Linked DNA regions of Homo sapiens: region 1 is linked to region 2. A link is an interaction called in ENCODE POLR2A ChIA-PET data of the cell type or tissue named here. Cell type or tissue: Caco-2. All regions are shown on one strand. Links, peaks and the distances in the headings refer to the core of each region. The heading gives the core; the rest is flanking DNA.

What was found. Peaks named below come from ENCODE experiments on the same cell type or tissue, not always from the same donor. Only the 100,000 strongest peaks of a DNase experiment are listed, where the experiment ranks them.
Region 1: POLR2A ChIA-PET joins it to region 2 with 5 read pairs; 1 of 35 experiments calls an interaction of 5 or more read pairs at or near these places.

The regions. Positions count from the first base shown.
Region 1 is chr1:203,534,035-203,541,781 of GRCh38, reverse strand. No RefSeq gene overlaps it. Among named protein-coding and RNA genes, the nearest start is that of OPTC, 44 kb to the right of the region's middle. In Caco-2, for the core only: no CTCF peak of the experiment used is centred there; DNase peaks (open chromatin) are centred at 3,491 and 4,701.
Region 2 is chr1:202,030,912-202,038,658 of GRCh38, reverse strand. No RefSeq gene overlaps it. Among named protein-coding and RNA genes, the nearest start is that of ELF3, 24 kb to the right of the region's middle. In Caco-2, for the core only: no CTCF peak of the experiment used is centred there; a DNase peak (open chromatin) is centred at 3,678; H3K4me3 peaks cover 319 bases.

The sequences.
Region 1 (7,747 bases), core at 1,457-6,456, 1.5 Mb before region 2:
GTACAAGGATGTCTCCTTTAGCAGCTTATGAGAACAACGACAAAAAATAAAATAAAATAAAACTAGATCATTTCCTATTTCTGTTTCTTTCTTTGAACAAGGTACAATTGATTAAGTTTACACTCCACAAATTACAATTCTTCTTTCAGAAATTACTTACTTTGATTGGAGTCTAAGGCATTTCCAAACTCTTCAGTCACACTTTCCAGAAAATATCTCAGTTTATTCCCACATTCACTGTGTATGAGTTTTACTGCTTTACTTCTCAGAGGACAATCTTATTTTCTAGGACTCATGTATTAGCAATTAGAAAACTGGTAAAATGCCATGTGGGTTCAATGTTACCAACTTTCCTTCCCCACTTTAGAGACTAAAGGGCTGTTGCTCTTATGGACTCATGACCAAATTGTCGAGGAAGAGGGATCCTGAATGCAAGGTACGGATGTTGGGGATGCAGAGGAGAAGGGAACCAAAATAGGAGTTACTAGTAAGTGCTCATCATCATAAAAAGCAGTAGATCACACTGTGGGATATTTTACTCCCTAGGAGACATTTGGTCATACCTGAGGAAGTTTCGGGTTGTCACAACTAAGAGGCTGTTATTGGCATCTAGTTGGTAGAGGCCAGGGATGTTGCTAAGTATCCTACAATGCACAGGACATCTCCCCACAACAAAGAATTATCCAGCCCAGGATAACAATAGTACTAAAATTGATGACTGATATAAGGTGATGCAAAGCACCTTACATGGATTATTTTATTAATAGTTGCAATGACTCTATGAGGTAGGAACAATAGAAAATCTCTTTAATAGACTTTCACTAACTCAACTTATTAATCAAATTAACGGATGTTCGCTGCCTCTTCCATAAAACATATGCAGTGATGTTTATGGTCACAAAATGTTCAAGGCTGGCCACTCTCTGGGATGCCTGTGCACTTCTGCTTCATCACTAGAACTGTACTTACCAAGTTGCTTTTAGTAATGGACCTTGTAATTTTTTATTATTGTAATTATGTATTTTAGTCACATATTACATAAATCAGAGTTTCCCAATTTTTTTTTTTTTTGAGACAGAGTCTTGCTCTCTTCCCCAGGCTGGAGTGCAATGGCATGATCTTGGCTCACTGCAGCCTCCACCTCCTGGGTTCAAGCGATTCTCCTGCCTCAGCCTCCCAAGTAGCTGGGCGTGCACCATCATGCCAGGCTAAGTTTTCTATTTTAGTAGAGATGAGGTTTCACTATGTTGGCCAGGCTGATCTGGAACTCCTGACCTCAGCTGATCCGCCCACTTCAGCCTCCCAAAGTGCTAGGATAATAGGCATAAGCCACCGCACCTGGCCCCAAGAGTTTCCCAATCTTGGCACTGACATAAATGAATGAAATGAGTGCAAAGATAAAGAGAGTTTTTCTATGATAGCATAGTCTCATGTGGCAGAGACTGGCTATGTCCTCACAAACCTGTCTCCTCTAATTGCTGGGCACAGAGTTGGACTACATTTCCCAGAACCCTTTGCATTGGATGGGACTATGTCTCTACTTTTCTTACCAAGGGACTGTGAGCAGAAGTGGTATGCTTCCACTTCTTATCTTCCAGGCTGAGGTAGTTAGTTAAGAGCGAGTGTGCCTTCATCGTCCTTCGCCTCTTTCTTTCCCCTTCTTCTCACTTGATGCATTCAAAAGCAGTAACCTTGGAAGCCACATATGGAAGATTGCAGAGCCAAAAATGAAGGGCCTACACATCCCTGAATCATGCTTGGAGGAGAGCCACTCATCAATTAGGAGCACCTGCTTTGGCCTCTATGTGAATAAGAAACTTCCATTGTTCTTGAATTGCTATACATTTCTGGGTTTGATTGTTAGAGTAAATAGTGTTTTCTTAAAAAAAAAAACACAACAGGGTTGAAAGTTTTGGAAATACTTGTAAAAGTGAGTCCCTCAAAATTCACAATTAAATTAGGTGTGGAGGCCAGGCGCAATGGCTCATGCCTGTAAACTCAGTACTTTGGGAGGCTGAGGCGGGCGGATCACCTGAGGTCAGGAGTTTTAGACCAGCCTGGCCAACATGGTGAAACCCTGTCTCTACTAAAAATACAAAAGAAAATTAACGGGGTGTGGTGGTGGCTGCCTGTAATCCCAGCTATTCGGGAGGCTGAGATAGAAGAACCTCTTGAACCCAGGAGTTGGAGGTTGCAGTGAGCTGAGACCGCGCTGCCGCATTCCAGCCTGGGTGACAGAGCGAGACTCCATCTCAAAAAAAAAAAAAAAAAAAAAAAAAGAAACAAACAAACAAAAAATTAGTTGTGGGAGAGACAATGGTAAAATATTGGGATATTGGGAACGAAGTCATAAGCATCTAAAAGAATTTTACTTTTCTATTTATTTTTAAGAGTCTTTAAGCTCTGGTTTCATTTTGAGGAAATCATTGACTATGCATTGCTGGCATGGCTTGTGGAAGGAAACCATCTTGGATTCTAATCAGCAAACCCAAAAGGCCCAGCCTTACATCAAAGGATTGACCTGTATTCATGTGCATTTAGCTATTTTAAGTTGAAACTCAAGGTTTAAAGTAAATATATATCATTTTTTATGATGTCTGGCTTTAACTAATTTTTTAAAATAAACTACTTACCACTAGTGTCGATCCCATTGAGTGAGAGAACTTCTAGAGCTCTGCCAATTTACAAAGGAGGAATCTGGGGTTCCAGAAGGTATGGTGACTTTCCCAAATCACATGGATAGCAGGTGGCCCAGCCAGCATTTACTCTAGGCTCCCACTTCCCCAATGTTACTCGTGGTGTCTTTTTTTCCTCTTGGGAACTCTGGGAATACTGAGCCAAAGGCCATGATCTCTGTATCTGATGGAGAAGCCAGTTCTGGCTTCCAGAGGCTTGTTACAAACAATGGGTAGCAAATGCTCCCAAGGAAGTTGCTCATTTGGCAAATGCTTTAGTTTTTAGGGGTACTTAACTGCATGAAAAATAGAGCCAAGGAGCACAGACCCTGGCTCTGTGTCAGTCCTGCTCAGAGATCCCAATGCAGGCTCCACCTCAATGCAACTGGTGTCTCCATCCCTGCGATGCTATAGCCACCAGTCTTCGGGAAATGCTCCCGATCTCAGGCTCCCTCTCACTGTCCCAGAACTTTCTTTATGGTTCACAAACACATTAAGCACATTATCTTGTTTAAGTCTCTCAACCACCCTGTAAGTTAGGCAGGGCAGATTTAACCTCATCTTATAGAACGTTGAAGCTGAGAGAGGTTTCATTATTTTCTGAAGTCCCATGGTTGCTATGTGGTAGGGTTAGAAAGGAAATATCAACACAGGTTTTTTATTTCCCAGTTCTGCCACACCAAGTGAACTTCAGCCACCACATCAAATCCTGTCACCCTACAACCCTGTGCGCCTTCAGCAGAGGCAGCTTGGAGCCCTAGTGAGAGAAGGCCTTTGGCAGCGGCCAGTCCTGTTTTGAGCCAGGGCTCTGACTCTTATCAGCCTGAGCTGTGGTTTCTTCATCTTTTACGTGGACGTGGGTAAACATATCAACTCATTCATGAATGGTGAAGACTGTGTACATATTTGGTGAAAGTCATGATTGCAGTGCCTGGCTCACAGTAAATGTTCCATCACTGCTTACCCCCCCCACCCATCTGCTCTCTACAGTTTGTGTTGTATCTGTACCCACCTAAGTGCTGATGTCTGTGCCTGCACCTGTACATTGCATTCTGCCCCTACAACTGACTAGATGCTGGGCTTCTTCTGCCTGGATGGAAGCTTCCCAAGAGCAGGGACCATGACTCCTTCATGAAAAATGCTGTGAGATGGCTTCTTTCCTTGACCAGGAGCCAGGAGATCTGGATTCCAATCTTGTGTTACTTTCTTCCTCTGAGCCTCAATTTCCCGTTTGTAAAGTGAGGGAGTTTGACTAGATGCTCTCTAAAGTCCTTTTGAATGATGATGATCCATGGTTTCTAGATCTCTCACATCAGACTGGAAGCTCCCTGAAGCCAGAGGAACAGTGGCTGCCTCACCCCCTGGATATTTCCACCCCAGAAAGGGCTCTGCGTATTCACAAGCCTTTAAGTGCACAGCACTGTGTGCCAAGCATGGTGCTACCATCTTGGGAGAGACACAAGGAACAGAAAACAGTTCTTCCCCCCAGGAGTCCTGCCTGCCACACTTATTGAGGAGACAATACAAACACAAATTAAAAAGCTGAAGATCCTAGCTCAAGCCCTGGGCATCTCTCCACTGGAGAAATACAAACAACCTCCTAACAGACCTTCTTGCTTCTCATATCCCTCCTTGCCAGTTCATTATCTCAACTATACAAAAGTCTAAGACTGATCAGCTCACCTGCCTCAAAGCCTTTCATGGCCCCCTGTGTCTTTCCAGTGACAATCTGAACTCATTAGCATGATACCAAACCCTCTGCTATCAGGTCTCTGCCTTCCCGGCAGGGTTCCAATCATGATCACTTTTCAATGGCAACCTGGACTCTGGACATTTGGCACCACCTCCCCTCATCCCATTCCTCACCTCTACCCCAGTAAGCCCGGCCAAACTTTGCAACCACCATGACTCACTTGATTAGCTTAGGTACAATCTGATGACATCTCTTTTACTTCTCTCATTTCAACATTTGAGCCTGAGGTGCCCTTATCAGCAAGAATTTCAGGATCTTTCTGGTAAGGCCTCTCATCTCCCTCTACTCTCTGGTACACAATTGCCCAACAACTTGGGGGTTTGCGTAATCCAAAGAGATTAGTGTGTGAAGGAAGGGAAAATATAGGAAAGAACAGAGCCCTGCCGAATAAAGTGGGGCAGGTTTCCTGGAGAAAGAGACTTTCATCAGGATTTAGACACATATGAGAACTTGGGCAGGTAGTTTGTGTTGGCAACGGGGATGGGCAGACCCCTGAATATAGGAGCAATACCCAAGAGGTGAAAAGAAGCAGCATCCCTGGGTCAGACTACAGTGACCTCAAGTTGATAAATTCCAGTCTGGTAAGACTCTCAGGAAATGGGTGAACTCATTCAGTGCTGATAATGTTTCAGATTGGTATAGTCCTAGAGAGCCATAAACATAGTCTTGCTTTTGACAAGTAATCTTGCTCATGAAAATTTATGCTAAGGAAATAATTCAATTGAACACCAAAAACTCTGAACAACAATATTCATAGAGGCATTCTTTAAACTAGGGAAAATTTGGAAGCAGTCTGAAATTCAACAGTAGGAGTTGATTAAATGTAATATGAAGTGGCCATATAATGAAGTGTTGGGAAGACATTAAAAATTATACTTAAAGCCAGGTGCAGTGGCTCACACCTGTAATCCCAGCACTTTGGGAGGCCGAGGTGGGCGGATCACTCGAGGCTAGGGGTTCGAGTCCAGCCTGGTCAACATGGTGAAACCCCATCTCTATTAAAAATACAAAATTAGCCAGGCGTGGTGGTATGTGCCTGTAATCCCAGCTACTTGGGATGCTGAGGCAGATGAATCACTTGAACCCAGGAGGCGGAGGCTTCAGTGAGCTGAGATTGTGCCACTGCACTCTAGCTTGGACAGCAGAACAAGACTCTGTCTCAAAAAAAAAATTAAAAATGATACTTAAGATTTGTATTATTCAAAAACAATTCAGCAAATATTGATGGAGATGTTCATGGGGTTAGTTTCTTCCAAGGCCACTGTCCTTGGCTTGCAGATGACTGTCTCTTTCCTGTGTCTTCATGTGATCTTCCCTCTGTGTCCGTTTCCTGGTCTCCTTTTCTTCTAAGGACACCAGTAATATTGGATTGGGCCTGCCGTAATGACTTCATTTTAACTTAATCCCCTCTTTAAAGGCCCTGTCTCCAAATAGAGTCACATTCTGAGGTACTGTCAGTTGGGACTTCAACATATGAATTTGAAGGAACATAGCTCAGTCTCTAACAAGATTTTCTGTCTGGGACTGTGCTGTGGGTTTGTGGGACTAAGACATAAAGGACCCAACCACTGGTGGCCAACATCTGCAGACAAGGAAAAGGCTGTCTTTGATGGAAGGATGGAACTCTGACAGGGAAAGGCAGTGGTCTGCAGCAGTGTTTGCAGGGGACAATTAGGGAAAAGGTGGGAAGCAGGACACAGATCCCATTTGGTGGATATGGAGTGGTACTTGGATGGTGTACACACAGTACTCAAGGGCTATAATCAGGAAGTGCCTTATTTTGTCTCTCACTTTCCTTTAAAGTTTATTTACCTTGGAAAATTTCCTCCTCTGCTCCTGTATTAAAAAAATCACACAGTCTTCTGACTTTCTTTTTTTTTTTTTTTTTTTTGGGACGGAGTCTCGCTCTGTCACCCAGGCTGGAGTGCAATGGCAGCGATTCTCTTGCCTCAGCCTCCCAAGTAGCTGGAATTACCGGCATGCACCACCAAGCCTGGCTAATTTTTGTATTTTTAGTAGAGATGGGGTTTTGTCATGTTGGCTAGGCTGGTCTCAAACTCCTGACCTCAGGTGGTCCACCCACCTTGGCCTCCCAAAGTGTTGGGATTACAGGCATGAGCCACCGCACCCAGCCAGTCTTCTGACTTTGTATTCACTCTTAGGTAAGTCTTTCGGGTCATGTTAAGTTGTCAAACTCTGCCCCAATTTAGAAATTAAAATGTCAAGCCCCGTGTAATAATAAAAGTTTCCAACTTAAGCTATAGCCTTTTGTGTGGTTGGGGCTGCCAAGGTGGGCTGTTGGGGCTGCCAAGGTGGGCTGTCTGGGCAGGGGCCGGGCGATGGGCTTCTTCTCTCTTTGTGCTAACCTCCTCCCTCTACTCATTCTCCCTGTCTCTGCCTCTGTTTCTTGTCCCTATGGGATTGGGGTTGAAGGAGGGAAAAAAGATAGACTCTTCTTGTACACATATTATCTCTGTGGCTAGAACAGGATTCTCCAGCTCTTGGCTGGGGAGTGGTAACACTCCCTGGGCTGTGAGGGATAGAATGGCTTTGAACAGGCTTGTCAGTGGTGGACCAGTTGGCCAAGAGCCGAGAGACAAGGGAGTCATCACCCAAGACCTCCCGGCTGCCAAGGAGGTGACACAGCCTGCTCTGTGTTTTCTCAAATGGCCATCTTAACTTCAGCATGCTCCTAATCATGAATCATCTTGTGACTGCAGCTAGTTCTTACAAGAACCTTTCAAGGAAAGAAGTAAGCCAACTCCAACAGAAACTGCAATGAAAATTGATTGCGATTCTGGGTCCACATTTAATTTTACATTCTCCATGGAAGCTCTAGGAGACGTCAGAAGTGGTAATCCTCATGAAAGAGAAACAAGGTCAGCCTTTGTCTGACATCTCACAGTGGTTAGGCACCGGGGCCTGAATCTGCAGAACTTTGACCTGAGAGATGCTGAATTACTCACTTGAATGAGACTTTGTGGGGTTAAGAACAGGCTTTGGTGCCACAGACTTTAATTCTGATCCCATCTCTATATTAATTTGCTCTGTGTCTTTGAACAAGCCACCTAGCCTCTCTGGGCCTTAGTTTTATTTTATCTAGCAGATAATAAGTTTTCACTCATGAGGTTGTCATAAGGATTGCAACACACAAAATATACAAAAACATCTACCCAGTACCTGGTGCATGAAAGGTCTTAAATTAATTTTATATGCTTCCCCTATTAATGCTGAAATACAGTCTATTTCTTGGTCTGAATTAAGACCACAGTCATCTGAGATGTGGCTGGGTTAATTCCCCAGCAGTCCAGACCATGTT
Region 2 (7,747 bases), core at 1,528-6,527:
ACCCTGTCTCTATTTAAAATACAAAAACTAGCTAAGTGTGGTGGCGCACACCTGTAATCCCAGCTACTTGGGAGGCTGAGACAGGAGAATCACTTGAACCCAGGAGGAGGAGTTTGCAGTGAGCCAAGATTGTGCCACTGCACTCCAGCCTGGGCAACAGAGCAAGACTCCATCTCAAAAAAATACAAATAAATAAATAGAAAACATTAAAATATATTAGAATTTAGGATGTCTGCAGATGTGGCAATGGTACAGGGTGACTAAAGATGGAAATTCAACAGGCTGTGAGAACAGAGGACTTCTCCCTCATCTCTGTCTGTGGGGATAACTAGATCTGCTAATCTGTGAAATTCAGGACACACGTTGGGAACAGGAGAAAGAGGAGGTGGAAAAGGGGTCAAATGCAAGCTCCCCATCCAAAGAACCAAGCAGGTGCCACTGAGCTCTCCTGGGAGCCTTAGTGCTCCCAGGCCTTTGACACAGGGCTAGCCATCTGCTCTGTACACACCTGACAAACAGCTGATAGGTGGCCCATCTGTGGGCTGCATTAGAAGCCTGCTGGTGCCATTTTCTCACACTTATCTGACTGGTGTGGGAAAATGGCACCAGCAGGCTTGGAATGTGCCCAAACAAAGCCATCCAAGGGACCTCGTACTGTTGTGGATCCATATACATCCCAGAAACCAAGTAGAACCCAATGACTAGATGTCCCATATCTGAAGGTTCTGAGTCAGCAGCAGTGATAATACTTAGGGCAGGATCTGTGCAGTGAAAAGACTGAGATTGGGAAATCCCCAGGGACTTGGGCTGAAAACAAAGCCATTTCCAGAACAGAGAGGGAGCCAATCTCCCTGGAGGACTGAGGTCCTTGCAGAGAATCCTCACTCAAGGTTGCAGTAGGCAGACTCCTCATATTAGTCCGTTTTCGCACTGCTGATAAAGACATACCCGAGACCGGGAAGAAAGAGAGGTTTAATTGGACTTACAGTTCCATATGGCTGGGGAGGCCTCAGAATCATGGTGGGAAATGAAAGGCACTTCTTACATGGCAGCAGCAAGGGAATATGGGAAAGAAGCAAAAGCAGAAACCCCTGATAAACCCATCAGATCTTGTGAGACTTATTCACTATCCCGAAAATAGCACAGGAAAGACGGGCCCCCATGATTCAATTACCTCCTCCTAGGCCCCTCCCACAACACATGGGAATTCTAGGAGATACAATTCAAGTTCAGATTTGGGTGGGGACACGGCAAACCATATCACTCCTACCACTATGGTCTCTAGGCACAATGATCCAGAAATACTGGGATGTGAGATTTCTCTCCAAGGAGCACGTTCATTGCCAGGGATGGGCCCTCGTGCTGAGTGGCCCTGTGTGCCCCAGGCCTGTGGAAGGTGCTACTGCTCCATCTGTGCCTTGGATACCTCCATGCAGCCCAGCCCTGCAAACCAATTGATTATCCTTCCTGATTCAGTTGATCTCTAACTAGCAGCCAGGCCTCACTCAATGGTGCGGTTCACTGGATGTCATCTGCTAATCTCACACGCTATAAAGCCTTGAGAGAAGGGATCACTCTGTTCTCTTCCCACTTTGTACCTTCAGTATCTAGCACAGTACTCCATAGATAATAGTAGCTCGTTAAATATTTGTGAATAAATCAGTATATACATGATCATCAATCCTGATGTGTTTTATTGAATGTCTTTCTTTTATAGTTTTTTTGTTTGTTTTTTTGAGACAGGATCTCCCTCCCTCACCTAGGTTACAGTATAGTGGCGAAATCGTGGCTCCCTGCAGCCTCAACCTCCCAGGTTCAAGCGGTCCTCGCACCTCAGCCTCCTGAGTAGCTGAGACAACAGGTATGCACTACCATGCCAGGCTTTTGTTTTGTTTTGTTTTGTTTTGTTTAGAGACAGGATCTCACTATGTTGCCCAGGCTGGTCTCAAACTCCTGGGCTGAAGTGATCTGCCTGCCTCAGCCTCCCAAAGTGTTGGGACTACAAGTGTGAGCCACCATGCCTGGCCCCCCCATTGTGTTCTTTCAAGATTTGTACCTATACACGTGTGTAATACACACCACACATCTTTACATACATATATGTATAATTTGTTAGCTTTATGATTTTAAAAATCCAGAATCTTGTGATGTTTCTGGAGAAAAAAATTCATATTTTAATATATAATTTGCATTTGCATTGCTAGAGGACTATTTACCAACTCCTAAAGTCAGTACATCTGAAAACAGAATGTGTCATGGAAAATAATTCTCTTTTAAAAATTCACAGCAATTAGGACATATCTTATTTTGAAAACGGAAACATGCTGTGTTCACGCCTGTAATCCCAGCACTTTGGGAGACCCAGACAGGTGGATCAGTTGAAGTCAGCAGTTCAAAACCAGCCTGGCCAACATGGCAAAACCCCATCTCTATTAAAAATGTGAAAATTAGCCGGGCATGGTGGTGCGCGCCTGTAATCCCAGCTACTCTGGAGGCTGAGGCAGGAGAATCGCTTAAACCTGAGAGGCGGAGGTTGCAGTGAGCTGAGATCATGCCACTGCACTCCAGCCTGGGTGACAGAGCGAGACTCTGTCTCAAAAAAAAAAAAAAAAAAGAAAGAAAGAAAAAGAAAAGTAAAAGGAAACAATTCAAGTGTGAATGGAGTCATAGTGGAAAAAAAGAGTTCCAGCCAAATTCTTTTCTATGCAGCATTCCCTGTGGGCAAACATCTCTTAATGAGAGGAATTCCTACTTTCCCAAGTCAAGAACTTGCTGCTCCAAGTTGCTAATATTATAGTAGTTCTATATTTTATATCAACTCCTGGATCTTTTTCTGGGTTGGGAAGTCCTTCTGGTGTCATGGGTAATCTAAACACTAATGAATAGAGCAGGTAGGATGCTGAGACCTTCAGGGGTAAAAAGCAATTTTTAAATATACATCTAAGTTTATTTTTTTTGTTTTGTTTTTGTTTTTGTTTTTGAGACAGAATGTCACTCTGTTGCCCAGGCTGGAGTGCAATGGTGCAATCTCAGCTCACTGCAGCCTCCGCCTCCCAGGTTCAAGTGATTCTCCTGCCTCAGCCTCCCGAGTAGCTGAGATTACAGACGCCTGCCACCACACCCAGCTAATTTTTGTATTTTTTAGTAGAGACGAGGTTTCATCATGTTGGCCAGGCTGGTCTTGAACTGCTGGCCTCAAATGATCCACCCGCCTCAACCCCCTAAAAGGTACTGGGATTACAGGCAATGAGCCACCGCGGCCAGCCTAAACATACATCTAAGTTTAGATGGAAATGTGTACTTAAAACAACAATAGATGAATAAAAAGCCACCCAAGCTTAGGCAAAATGGAAAATGTTATTTGCCATCGGAAGCCTTCCACGTCATATGTATATTTATATATGCTGTAGACAAATTTTTATGACACTTGTGAGCAGTGATGCAGATAAGAGGGCAGTGGCCAAGGACGGGGCGGTCACATACCCCAGCCCCGGCTGGGGTATGTGAACCCGCATACTAGGGTATGTGACCATGCAGCCCCTTGCCCTGTAGGCCTACACCCCAGGACGGGCCTTTGAGGCCCTCCAGGATGAAGCTGGTTAATCATTCACTCTGCTCCCAGGGTGAGGTAATCCAGTCTCCCCAGGGAGAGGTGAAACTTGCGGGTAAACCAGCCCAGCCTGCACTGCAGGGCTGACGTCACCGTCACTGAGCTAGCGAGCTAGTGGAGGTTGCTGCTGGCCAGGCCACGGGTGGGTGGGGAACCTGCGGTCGGGGGTGGGTATGGGGAGTGGAAGGTTGGGGAGGGTTCTCTTGAGCTGAGGGCACATTCCTGACTAAATTCACCCCGAGGCTGCTCTGGTGGAAACCACCAGCTGGTCCCAGGGCCCTGGTGCTGCAGAAAGAACGGCAGGCTGAAGGAAAGAGATCTGTGAGGGCTCCTCCACCTAGTGTGAGGGCCACTTGGTGGAACGGGGCAGCAGGGTGGAGGGGAGTGACTCTGTAGATGGTGAGAACATGGGAAATCCTGCGGAGAAAGCCCTGATTTAGGAGGCTACAGACCCTTAGTCCTGGCTCTGCCATACCACGCCCCATGCCCTGCTGGGCGCCTTCCACCCCCATTCCCCAAATAAGGACAGACCATACGTTCCTTGGTGCCCTCTCTGTGCTTTTAAGTGCCAGCTTCTTACATAGATGATCTCATTTCATCTTCAGAACAACCCCAAGAGATGGCTGTGAGGATCAACCACATGTGAGAGGTGGGGAAGCTGAGGCAGGAGCAGTGGGTACTTACCACGGATTACCCAGCAGTCAAGGCTGACTGAGGACCTTAACCCAGGCAGGCTGACTCTGGCACCCGCAGCCACAATGCCATCCTGCCTGGGTCCCAGCTGACCTCTTCTGGGACCTGTCCCCCCCACCCTCCCCCGTCTGGCATCTCATATCCTCCTCCTTCCTCTCTGCCTTTTCATATCCAATTCCTTGGAAGCCCTAGTTCTCAGAGAGGAAGGCTTATGAAGCGTTGATTCACACAGCTTCCCCATCCAGCCCAAGGGTATAATGAAAAGGAAAAGCCAATCAGTAGCAAAGAGGTCAACCTTTTGCCCATTGATTAGAGCTAAAGGTCCTCAGCCTTGCCAGAGGTCACCAATCAGAGGTTCAAAGATGATAATTAGTGGTCATCAATTTCTTGATGAGGTATCAGGTAGATGCATTCATTTATTCGATAAATTGTTTATTGGATGTCTTCAGTGGGATACACATTGTGAGCAAAGCAGGCAAAATGCCATGCCCTCACGGAGTGTTCATTTTAGTGGGGGGAGAAAGACAATTACAAACAGCAAAAATAGATAAATATTTTGTGTGTCTGAGCATGATAAATGCTATGGAGAAAAATAAAACCAAGAAAGAAGATAGGAAGGCGGGCAGGGCTAGGGTGGGCAATGGGTTACAATTATTTTTGTGTTTTTTTTTATTATTATTATACTTTAAGTTATAGGGTACATGTGCACAACATGCAGGTTTGTTTCACAGGTATACATGTGCCATGTTGGTTTGCTGCACCCATCAACTCGTCATTTACATTAGGTATTTCTCCTAATGCTATCCCTCCCCCAGCCTCCCACTCTCCTTTTGTTGCTGTTTTTTTTTTTTTTTTAAGAGACTGGGTCTTGCTGGGCATGGTGGCTCACGCTTGTAATCCCAGCACTTTGGGAGGCTGAGGCGGGTGGATCACGAGGTCAAGAGATCGAGACCATCCTGGCCAACATGGTGAAACCTCATCTCTACTAAAAATACAACAATTAGCTGGGCATGGTGGTGGGTGCCTGTAATCTCAGCTACTTGGGAGGCTGAGACAGGAGAATTGCTTGAACCTGGGAGGTGGAGGTTGCAGTGAGCTGAGATCGCACCATTGCACTCCAGCCTGGGCAAAGAGTGAAACTCCATCTCAAAAAAAAAAAAAAAAAAGAGAGAGAGACTGGGTCTCGCTCTGTTGCCCAGGCTGGAGCGTAGTGGTGCAGTCATAGCATACTACAGCCTTTCTCTCCTGGGCTCAAGCCATCCTCCTGCCTCAGCCTCTTGAGTAGCGAGGAGTACAAGCGTGCGCCACCATGACTTAAGTTTGTTTTGTTGTTTTTTGAGACGGAGTCTCGCTCTGTTGCCCAGGCTGGAGTGCAGTGGCACAGTCTTGGTTCACTGCAGCCTCTGCCTCCTGGTTCAAGCGATTCTCTTGCCTCAGCCTCCTGAGTAGCTGGGTCTACAGGTGTGCACCACCACGCCCAGCTAATTTTTGTATTTTTAGTAGAGACAGGGTTTTACCATGTTGGCTAGACTGGTCTTGAACTCCTGGCCTCAAGTGATCTGCTTCCCTCAGCCTCCCAAAGTGCTGGGATTACAGGCATGAGCCACTGTGCCCAGCCCTTGCTAACTTTTAAAAATTTTTTGTAGAGACCGGAGTCTCCCTATGTTGACCAGGCTGGTCTCAAACTCTCGGCCTCAAGCGATCCTCCTTAGGCCTCCTAAAGTGCTAGGATTACAGGTGTGAGCCAAGACCGGAGTCTCCCTATGTTGACCAGGCTGGTCTCAAACTCTCGGCCTCAAGCGATCCTCCTTAGGCCTCCTAAAGTGCTAGGATTACAGGTGTGAGCCGCTGTGCCCAGCCTGTTTTTAAGATGGGAGAAATTATAATACGTTTATATGCCAATGTAAATAATCAAGTAAAAAGGAAATTTTTGAGAAGGGAGAGAGTTGCTGGAGCACTGTCCTTGGGTAGGCGAGATGGGAGGGGATTTAGTGCACAAGCGGAGGGGTTAGCCTCAGCCAGGAGCTCAGCCAGTCATCTGCAGTAACAGGAGAGAAGGCAGAGGGTTTAGGCGTGGAGGCTGGTAGGCGGGTGGGTGCAGGGGTGAGACATTGGAGGGAGTCCTCATCTGGTCGCTTCCATTTTCTCAGTGAACTAAGAGGCAAGATCCTCCACCAAGTGAGAAGTGGAAAGCAGATGAAGTTTTGATGAGAGAGAAGGTATAAAATATTCCTCTGAGAAAACAAGAGGGTGAGTCAACTTGGGAAAGGTAGTATGATTGTCAGGTAACACTAGGGCCCACATGAAATTCATGATCAATAATTTAGAGAAGCGTTTCTCAATCTCAGCACTGTTGACATTTTAGGCCAGTTAAGTGTTTGTTGTGGGGAGCTGGCCTGTGAGCTACAGGATGCTTAACACGGCTGGGCTCTCTACCCACTAAATACCTGTAGCACCTACCCTCAGGTGTGATAATAAAAATGTCTCCAAACACTGATGTCCCTGACAGGGGCGGTGGCGGTGGGGGTGGTGGGGGGTGCCAGGTACAAAGCTGCTCCCTACAGAGAACCACCAATTTAGACTGAGAACAGTCAATGTGTCTGTTAATCAGCGCAGGTGCATACTCAGAACGGACAGAGGGTTGGATTTTATCAAGATTGTGGTTCTGCCAAGTGAGAAACACAAAGCAAAAGGGGCCAAGAGAGTTCAGGGTTTCTGAAAGAAAGTGATTGTAATGTCCGATCATAGAATGTAATCTGGGTAAAGAGGGGAGAGAAAACTTGAAGGGATGAGGGACAGAGAAAAGACAGAATGGTCAGTGGATTAGATATCCCTGTGAAACTGAAGGAGTGCTGGAGTTGTAATTCCACAGAGGTGAGCTATAAAAACGAGAGGCAGTGGCCAGAGTGAAATTGAGAATATTAAGGTGTTCAGTGTCTGGTAATGACAAGGATTAAGAGATGACCAAGGGAGTCTACAGTTGAATTAATGTGGAGGACAAGCCCCCTGAAGTCTTAACAAAGGGATTTTCAGTCACATCCTTGATTCATCTTTAGACAATGTTTCCTGACAGTGCCCTGGATCTTCTCTTTGCCTGGAAATGATTTCTTTTGTTTTAAGTCCATAGGGCATTTTTTTTTTTTTTTTCGAGACAGTCTCACTCCGTCACCCAGGCTGGAGTGCAATGGCACAATCTTGGCTCACAGCAACCTCTGCCTCCCAGGTTCAAGTGATTCTCCTGCCTCAGCCTCCCAAGTAGCTACGATTGCAGGCATGTGCCACCATGCCCAGCTAATTTTTTTTTTTGTATTTTTAGTGAGATGGGGTTTCGCCATGTTGGCCAGCCTGGTCTTGAACTCCTGACCTCAGGTGATCCACCCGCCTCAGTCTCCCAAAGTGCTGGGATTACAGGAGTGAGCCACCGTGCCCAGCAGGACTATATAT